Linked DNA regions of Mus musculus: region 2 is linked to region 1. A link is a loop called in an ENCODE intact Hi-C map of the cell type or tissue named here. Cell type or tissue: heart. All regions are shown on one strand. Links, peaks and the distances in the headings refer to the core of each region. The heading gives the core; the rest is flanking DNA. Region 1 overlaps Wwc2 (WW, C2 and coiled-coil domain containing 2). Region 2 has its middle 3.6 kb from the start of Wwc2.

What was found. A loop is a pair of places that touch in the nucleus more often than their neighbours do. Peaks named below come from ENCODE experiments on the same cell type or tissue, not always from the same donor. Only the 100,000 strongest peaks of a DNase experiment are listed, where the experiment ranks them.
Region 2: it touches region 1 in a loop (2.9-fold over the local background); 1 of 42 quality-filtered maps calls a loop at or near these places.

What each region holds. Positions count from the first base shown.
Region 1 is chr8:47,870,668-47,875,062 of GRCm38, reverse strand. All of the region lies in intron 9 of Wwc2 (WW, C2 and coiled-coil domain containing 2), which reads left to right. Among named protein-coding and RNA genes, the nearest start is that of Cldn22, 48 kb to the right of the region's middle. In heart, for the core only: a CTCF peak has its summit at 2,529 (motif pointing left); no DNase peak of the experiment used is centred there.
Region 2 is chr8:47,991,989-47,996,383 of GRCm38, reverse strand. No RefSeq gene overlaps it. Among named protein-coding and RNA genes, the nearest start is that of Wwc2, 3.6 kb to the right of the region's middle. In heart, for the core only: no CTCF peak of the experiment used is centred there; a DNase peak (open chromatin) is centred at 1,623; H3K4me3 peaks cover 1,051 bases; H3K27ac peaks cover 1,698 bases.

The DNA of each region.
Region 1 (4,395 bases), core at 105-4,104:
CCTCTGTGTCTGTTTGGAATGTGAAAAGCTCGTGACAGATGTCGAATACCTAAGGAATGTTGACATAAAATCAGGAATGCGGTGCACCATTGAGCGAGTCTGATAACAATAGCCATAAACTGCTGCTTTCTGATGATGTCGACCTAGACTGTTGCAGAAGTGAGCCTTCCTGATCTCTTTCTACACTCACAAGAAGTCAAATGTTTATTGCTTTTAATTTCACAAGGAAAGGAAAAGACTGCGTGCTCTCTTTGATATCTTAATCAGTCACAAGATGTCTCTTGCACGTGGCTTGTCAGTTGAAGCCTGCTTCTGAGGCAGAGGTAATCATTATGAGCAGTTTTTTTTATCTTTCTGAGGGAAGGTGTAAGAGTTACTTATTCTAAACTATCCAGTCCCGCCGGCAGATGGGCAGGACTCTGGAGTCCCTTATACCTGTGGCAGAGCCCTGAGCCCACACTGCTGCCGCTATGCCAGGGTGCCTGTTTGGTGACAAACTGGCCCTTCAGATCAGTGCTCGTCACAGATGGCTCGGGAGGAGCAGTGTCTGCCCCAGAGCAAACCCACATGTGTCTCAAGAGACCTGGAGATACGTTCAAACATCCACCCAGAACCTTTCTGAATTCTTGGCCTCTTTACTTTTAATTTCCATTTCTCAATAAATACCTAGATTTAAACGTCAAAACATTTTGACAGTGGGGTGGGGAGCAAAAAGCTGCCATAACTGATTGGGTGAACAATTTGAGTTTCGCCATTTGGGGAGTCATGTTGATGGAGACACGGTTTGGCTGCAGCATCCTGGTTTTAGGGAGCACAAGCAGGTCCCCAGAGCAAATCCTCTGACAACTGCACCTGTTCAGCTGAGTTCTCACTGTTGTCCCCGCCCCCCTCCTCTGCTTTCTCTGCCTAGTGCTGATCAGAGTTTTAGCTTAAGGTGTGAGGATGGTCGGGGTAGCAAGCACCAACAGGCACAAAAGGAAGAACACTCTGGTTTTCGTTTGGAGATTCATCAGTGGGTGGAAGGAAGCGGGCAGCGTTGGTGAGCTCGCTGTGTAAGAGGCTGGTGCATTTACACTGCTCAACACTTACTCAATGCCATGCCTTGTCCCCTTGATGTCCCAAGGGCTGGTTCCAGGACCCTCCCTGATACACAGTCATAACTGCTCCGAATAGACTGTGTAGTGTTAACAAAAGGTGCATGTGTCCTCTCAGAAGCATGACTACTTTCTAGATTGCATAGGATTCCCAACACAGTGCACGTGCTCAAGAAACGCTGCCGTTCTGTGATGCTAAAGGTCACGTGATCAGCACAAACCCAGGGTCTTCCCTGAGCACCTTGATCCGGGCTTGTTGAGTCTTTGGTTATAGAGCTAAGGCCGTGGAGACTCTAGAGTAGCCGTGCACATCTTCCATGCAAGGCTGTCTCTCTGCTGTCCTCTGTAGCAGGTGAGCCCGGAAAGCCCTCTGCTCCTCCTTGGCTGTGTGCGGGGAGAGCTCATCTTAGCAGCCTTTACAGGCGTGGCAGCATGCTTGACGCTTGTACTGGGGATGGTTTGCTCCTCAGTGGCTTCTACATAGTGACTGTCACATCTCTAGTGTCAGGTTGGGACTCCTCAGAAGCAGACGCTACATAGCCCTTACATAAAATAATGATAATATTTAGTGAGAAGCAGCCATGGGGTTTGTGCCATGTGGGCAATAGGCAGCGTAGTTAGCTGCACAGTGTGTCTGCTGTAGACTGAACAGTGCCCGAAAGAGATGTGTTTATCATTTGTGTACTGTGCAGACTTTGGGTCCTTTGGATGGCAAGCCACTTCCACACTAAGTAAATAAGTACATACAAATGTCCTTTCAGTACCTGTGGTCAAGGACAGATCCCCATCTCTGTGCCACAGAGTGGATCTCTGATTTTGCTTGTTTGGTTTTTCTCATGGCTCCTCCCCTCGTATCCTAAAGATCAGAGCCTCCTGCTACAGCAAGCACTGGAGCAGGCAGGCCCTTCACTCCCAGGCAGATGCAGCACCACAGGGCTTGGCTCTAGCTGCTAATGCTGCTGTTGCTACTCTGGCTGAGCTCACACTCTGTGCCCTGGTGTCATTGCTCTGTACCACTCTACACACTTACTCTATTGCTGCTTGTCCCCAACCTGTCCTTGAACCTGATTCAGAGACCTCGTCTCTGAGCTACACCTCCTCAGTGTCGGAGCGGGCAGGTGGTGTCCAGGAACACCCTGAAAGGAGAGTTCACATAGCGTCATCATCAAGTACATCGGCAACACCAGACCCTCCGTTTCTTCCTGCTGCCCATGTGGCCACCAAAGAACGCTCCTTGCTGCCTTGCCTTAAGCTTTCCTGTTTTCCATTCTGTTGTGGCTTCTTCATTATTTCAGGAGTAGGGGTGGTTCAAACTGAGCTCTCAAGACACTAAACTCAGTTCTCAGCCATCCTGTGTATCCTGATCCTGATTTCTGTGGCCAGTGTAACACCTGCAGTGTACACCCGGCGGCTGTGGCTGAGATCGCCCTCTAGTGGCGATTAAGAGCATCTGCACAAGCCAGATTCATTGTGGGAGCGCATGGGGCAAGGGAGAACTGTTCTCCCTTTCAGTTTCCTGTATGTAAGCTCGCCCACAGCATTCCTTAAGCTGTGGTTTCCTGCTGCTGACAGATTTTTGCTGCTTCCCACAAATTCCAGGTGCTTACCTAGAATCGTCCGATGTGCCTGGATTACTTAAATGTTGCTAAGGCATCTGAAGATTATTTAAAACAAGTGGGCAGGGATGTGTGTGAGTGCCATTTATTTAATTTAATTTTTGAATGGAAAAGAGACTAGTCTTACTGGGTCGTTGGCTCGGATGCTTTCCCAGGTGCAGAGTTGTGAGTTCACGGGAGGCAGTGCCCATCTCCCTCTGGTGCTAAAGTAGAGGCAGGAAGAGGTGATGGCCTGATAGGCCGCCCAGGGCAAGGAAGAGAAACAGGGTGTGTAGGGGAGGCTCTTTTAGGGGCAGGAGTGAAAAGTCCCTTTCTGGATGAAGACACCAGAAGGACAGGGCTGGTAAGGAGCTCAGACAGCCGAGTGCAGAAAGAGGACTGCAGTCATAGTCCCCTGGGAGGAAGGACACTTCAGAGTCTGAAGAAGACCTGCAGCCCAGGTGCCCTCGGCGGAGAAGCTTGATGACGACATGAAGGGCAGAAACTGCTGCCCTACTAAGTTTCTGTGGCTTTTTAGGGTTCCTCTATCGTCCCTCTAGTGACTCCAGCAAGAAGTTTATGTAGAGGAAGAGGACCCTCTTCTGTCCTCTGCAGGCTATGCATGCATGTGGTACACAAACCTACACAGAGACAAAACAGCCATCCACATAAAACAGTGAAAATGAATACGGTAGAAAATGATCTCCAAGGATACCAGACATCAACATCAACCTCTGGCCTACATACCACACACACAGACACTCACCCCCCCCCCCCCTCACTCACTCACATGAGCCCAAAGCCCAGCCTGGTAGCTGAGAGCAGCCTACAGGAGCTGACACAGGAGCTGCTGAGCAAGATCACGGCCTGGAGAACGGGAGAAAAGCCCTGTGCATTAAGAAATCTGATATGTAGGATATATATATATATATATATATATATTGGCAGTGTTTGGGGCTTCCTCCAGACCATCATGTCTTCTGACTCAGTTCTTCTTTGCATTAATTTTTCTTCCTGATTGAATAGATTTGTCTAAGAGATTTCAAAAAGTAGCTGTTCTTTAAAATGCAATTGTGAAAGAATTGATCACAACAGTGTTACAGAAAATGGCAAAAATTACTTTTTTTTTGTTTTTTTCGAGACAGGGTTAAGAATTACTTTTTAATTGTAAGATATAATAGAAGTTGTGTTGTAGACAATCAAAGGAATAGGTACCTATAAATAAGATGAAATTGGGTAGGTTTTATTTTTTTTCTCCAAACCTAATTGTGTATAGCCCGACCTTGCAGGGCTGTGAGCTAGTGTGATTGTTCTGTGGCCTGTAGAGCACTGTCCCATGCCTTAGTCCCTTTGATCCCTTTACCTTTTGTCAGGTACACGCAGGAGGGAAGGCGAGCCCCTCTAGCCAGCAGCTTGCCAGAGGGTCCTGGGCTCACAAGCTGGGTATCCCAGAGCAGGATCAAGGCACTGCCTTCCTTGGATGAAGTCTCAAGTCCCCGCTGATTCAACTTGTGCATTTTCTTTCGATGCCTGACCTCTTTTGAAATGAGTTTGTTTCGAGATAAAATTGTACAGTGCTCTACCTGTACGGTAATGTGCTCCAAGAGATAAGACAGGATTGGGCCCAGAGCGCCCTGTGGAACGGCCTCTGTCAGCTAAAAGTCCCAGGAACTGAGCACTGTAGGCGCTATTTTATAGCAGCACTC
Region 2 (4,395 bases), core at 89-4,088, 120 kb before region 1:
AGGAGGAACTCTGAGTTCAAGGCCAGCCTGGTGTGCATAGGGAGTTCCAGGACTCCACAGAGAGACCTTTTCTCAAAAATGGTGACAGAAAACACCAGCGAGAGCCTCTTTGTTGTTCACTGCTGCACAGGTCAGGCTGGCTGACCTATGACCTTCATGGCAGTCCTTTGTCTCTGCCTCCCACCTGCTTTGCTAGGAACACTGTGAGTATAGCGGTGTGCTACAGTGCCTGGCTTTACGCAGGCTCTGGGGATTCAAATTCAGGTCCTTATGAATGCATGACATGTGTCTTACCCACTGAGCCATCTCCCTAGCTTCCAGAATCTCGTTTTTTTTTTTTTTAAAGGAGCTGCTTTTCCACAGAGTATAAAGTTGGCATGGGGGCGGGGGTGTGGGTGGGGAGCTGCAGATCAAACGTGGTAAGATGGAAATTGAATGTGGTATTATGTATACCCCCAGAGAACGCCAATGGATGCACAGACAGCCTTACAGGAGATCAGGATGTCTGAGCATCTTTTCTTTGTACGATTAGCTGCTTTGGCTTTCGATGGGGGTGAGGGCTCAAACCTTGGGTCTTCTGTGTGTTAGGCAAGTATTTTCCAATGGACCACCTTCTTCACCGGGAGACAGGGGTTCACCGAGGCGCTCGCTATACTCTTGGTGATCAGAGTCTGCTCAGTGGGGTCTCCTATTCAGGTAAAGCCCAGTCATCTTGCTGATGCTCATTACTGAGTCAAAATGACTGTTTTGGCCTAAGGTGTTGGTACAATGATTAACTAACTGGAAGAGAAGTAGTTATGGTAATGAGAGATTCCAGTTTGGCCCTGCACTGGGAGTTTTTAAAGATCAGCATACTAAGCTTCAGAAAGACCTTTTAGATGATAAAGCTTAGGAAGTGTGGATTAGGTTACCTATTTATAATAACTAAATACATTATTTAACTCGTTTGGTTGCACAAGAGCCAACCCCCCAACCCCGTTTGATGGGGATGGGGGTGGGGAGAGAGTGTGTTCTCTTCATTTAGAATTTCCGTTTATATAATCCTTGATCCCCTTGAGAAAACAAGGGATATTAAAATATTGAAACCAGTTCGTCTTGCCTTACACAGAGTTGATTCACCAGCATAACACAGACAACGGTTCCTGCAAAGTCGGTCTCCGTGCTAGCGACTAATTCTCACACACCTCGTGGAAGTGAAGGTCATAAAGAAATAAACAAAATCGTATCACATTACCGAAGAAGTGCAGGCCAAGAGTAGGATTAGAGACGAGCTGCTTAATTCCGTTCCACCTGCCTACTTCCGCCTCGAGACTCCAGCCTGGAGCTTCGGGCGGCTCCAAACTTCCGGCGGGCATTCGAAGTCCTGACCTTTTCAGCGAGCTGCCCCTCTTTGCCAAGTATCTCTAATTTCTGAACTCAAATCCTATATCAGATTCCCCTGTGGACTTCCTCATCCCCTCTCACCCCCCAGTTCTCCGAGTTGCTTTCAACTGCCTAAAAACTTGGACGGATCCCAGATTCCTCCTTCTAGTCTGCCTCTCCCCTTCTAATCTAATCAGTTGCAAATTCCTGCCAGGTCGTTCCTTTTCTTCCCCCAGAGCCGCGTGTCTAACCCTAGCTCTTGCCTATCTCCTGTGTACACTATCACTGCGGCCTCCATAACTGGATGGCTCCAGTCAGTCTTGGGTCTCCTCATGCCAGATGCATTTTTGAACTTGGGCTTGCCCACGTCTTTTCTACACACATGCCCCGCCCAGCCTGTACATTCTGGTATCTCATCTGTTCTCTAAGGAGTCTCATTTGCCTCCTGTCGAATTCTTTGGTGGGCTTTTCTTTGACATGGAGCTGGTGTTTAGGAGACTAGGTCGGTCTTTATGTTTTCTGTCCCCTGTCCTCCTGCTTAATAATGCCACTGACGTTATCTATTGAGTGTCTTTGTGCTTCTTGGTTTTTCCTCCGCTTAATACCCTTCTCCTTTTAGATAAGAACCTGTGTCGTGCTTACCTGATGCTTTGAAATTCTTGCTGTATATATAGTTAAACATTCAGCCCTTACTGATAGCCTCCCAGTGGGCTTTTCTGTTTTTTATATATATATATATGTGTGTGTGTGTGTGTGTGTGTGTGTGTGTGTGTGCTTGTATACCACACACATATATGTATTATTTATTTATTTATTTATTTAGGTTTTTCGAGACAGGGTTTCTCTGTGCAGCCCTGGCTGTCCTGGAACTCACTCTGTAGACCAGGCTGGCCTCGAATTTAGAAATCTGCCTGCCTCTGCCTCCCAAGTGCTGGGATTAAAGGTGTGTACCACCACGCCTGGCCCTGGTATATTTTTTTTAGTTTGGTGTTTGGTGTGTGTGTGTGTGTGTGTGTGTGTGTATGAAATAAGTTCCGATACAGGTAGTTTGTAAACAGCTTTGGGAACTTAGCCAGTGATAGGTAGTTATCACCAAAGAACTGGGATTGCTGGATTCAAATTATGCATATTTCAGATTCAGATATACTAATAAAATTTTAAAAGTATTTTAATATTTATTCATGTGCTCCCTTATTGTATGTGTGTGAAAGTGGGCACGCATAGGGAGAGCCTAGGGCAACCTCAGGTACCGGTTTGTGGCTTTCCCCTCACTTGAGACAATCTCCGTGTTATTTTGCTACTTTGTAGACCAGGCTAGCTGGCCCAATTGCCTCCCCCTCCTTTCCTCCATAGAGTGCTGGGAACCCTCAGGCTAGCTATGTAATTAGCTTTATTTTGTTTTTTGGACACAGGGTTTCTCTGTGTAGCCCTGGCTGTCCTAGAACTCACTCTGCAGACCAGGCTGGCCTCACTCAGAGATCAGCCGGCCTCTGTCTCCCAAGTGCTGGGGCTAAAGGTGTGCACCACCAACGCCCAAACTTGGCTTTTAACAAGAATCTCAGGTCTTTACATTTGTGTGGAAAGCACTTTTGCCCACTGAACCACCCACCTCCCCAGTCATCTTTTGAGACATGTGCTATACCGTCTGATTTTATGCTGTTACAGACGGAACTAGGGCTTGCTAGTTTAGCATTTACCACCTGGGCTATATTCCTTTATCCCTTTGTGTTTATGGGCTTTGTTGTTGTTGTTTTTGTTTCTTTTCTCTTCTTCTTTTTTTTTTTTCTTTTTTTGGAGACAGACTCTCATGTAGTCTAAGATAGTCTCGAATTTACTATGTAGACAAAGCTGTTTTTCAACTCTTGGTCTTCCTGTGCCCACCTCCTAGGTGTGAGATGACAGTTGTCCATCACCTTCTAGTTGTTTATTGCTCCACATCCCAACAGAAGATTAACACTGGTGAATATAGAACCAGGAGAAAAGGCGAGTCTCCGAGCCAGTGAATAGACTCGTTGCTGGTTAGTTTGTGGTAACTGGCTGGCTGGCACCCACAAGCAGCCTATACACCTTTCCTGGCCAATGATCACAGGCAGCCATAAGCAAACCGGAAGTGCGCCCATCTCTAAAAGGGCATCATCTGTACATTTCACAGATATGAATATAAATAAAGTCTCATTGATTAACCCTTAGGGAGTCTTCAAAGGGATTGTAGGAACTCAGAATTGGATCCTAGTAAAAAGGGTTCTGAGAACTGCAACCCTTTCTGTCACTTGGACTGCTTTTGGCTAACGTTTCCTGTGCCGATCAGCAGAAACGAGCCTGTGTCATTTTGGCATTTCTTTTTGAAGTCTGGGGATTCATGGGACAATAAACGTGAGCCACTTTGCATTCCTGAATAATATTTAGTTGAAAGCTTACCTGACTTCGTTATACAGAGGACGCCCATGGAGTGAGTATTCATTCCACGGAAGCAAGCTGACCTACTGCAACAGCTATGTGCTTCACTCTTACGGTTGAGATGTAAGGTGTCGACATGCTAGCACAATAAATATCTTCAAATTCTTTAGGGGAAGGGAGAAACTCACTAAGGAAGCCACAAATTAGGATAGTTTGGGTTAGTCACTGGCTACATCTTGGCCATGTGAATGGGCCAACATAGAGAATTACACATTCGGCAGTGTAACTTTAGACAGGATCCCTCCACCCACTGAGAGCTAGGACCCTGGCTGATTATCTTACTGCTAATAGGCTGAGGCAGAATACAGGTTAGGAAGCAGAAACTTCCCTCAACAAAGCACAAAAACCAGCTTCCACGGGCCTTGGCATTATGGGAAAGACCTAGAAAATGAGAGGTTTCTCTTGAGAACCTCTGCCTCTCTCTGGTTGTCCGTCCCAGGTACACCTGGTTTTCCAGTTCCTGGGGATTTCAAGTGTCTGCAGCTGCATAAACTGTTTCATTGAGAATAAACCCCTTTCCTTTTTTTAAAACCCCCTTCAAGGCACGTGGAGTCCCCTTCTGGAAGCTTGATTCAG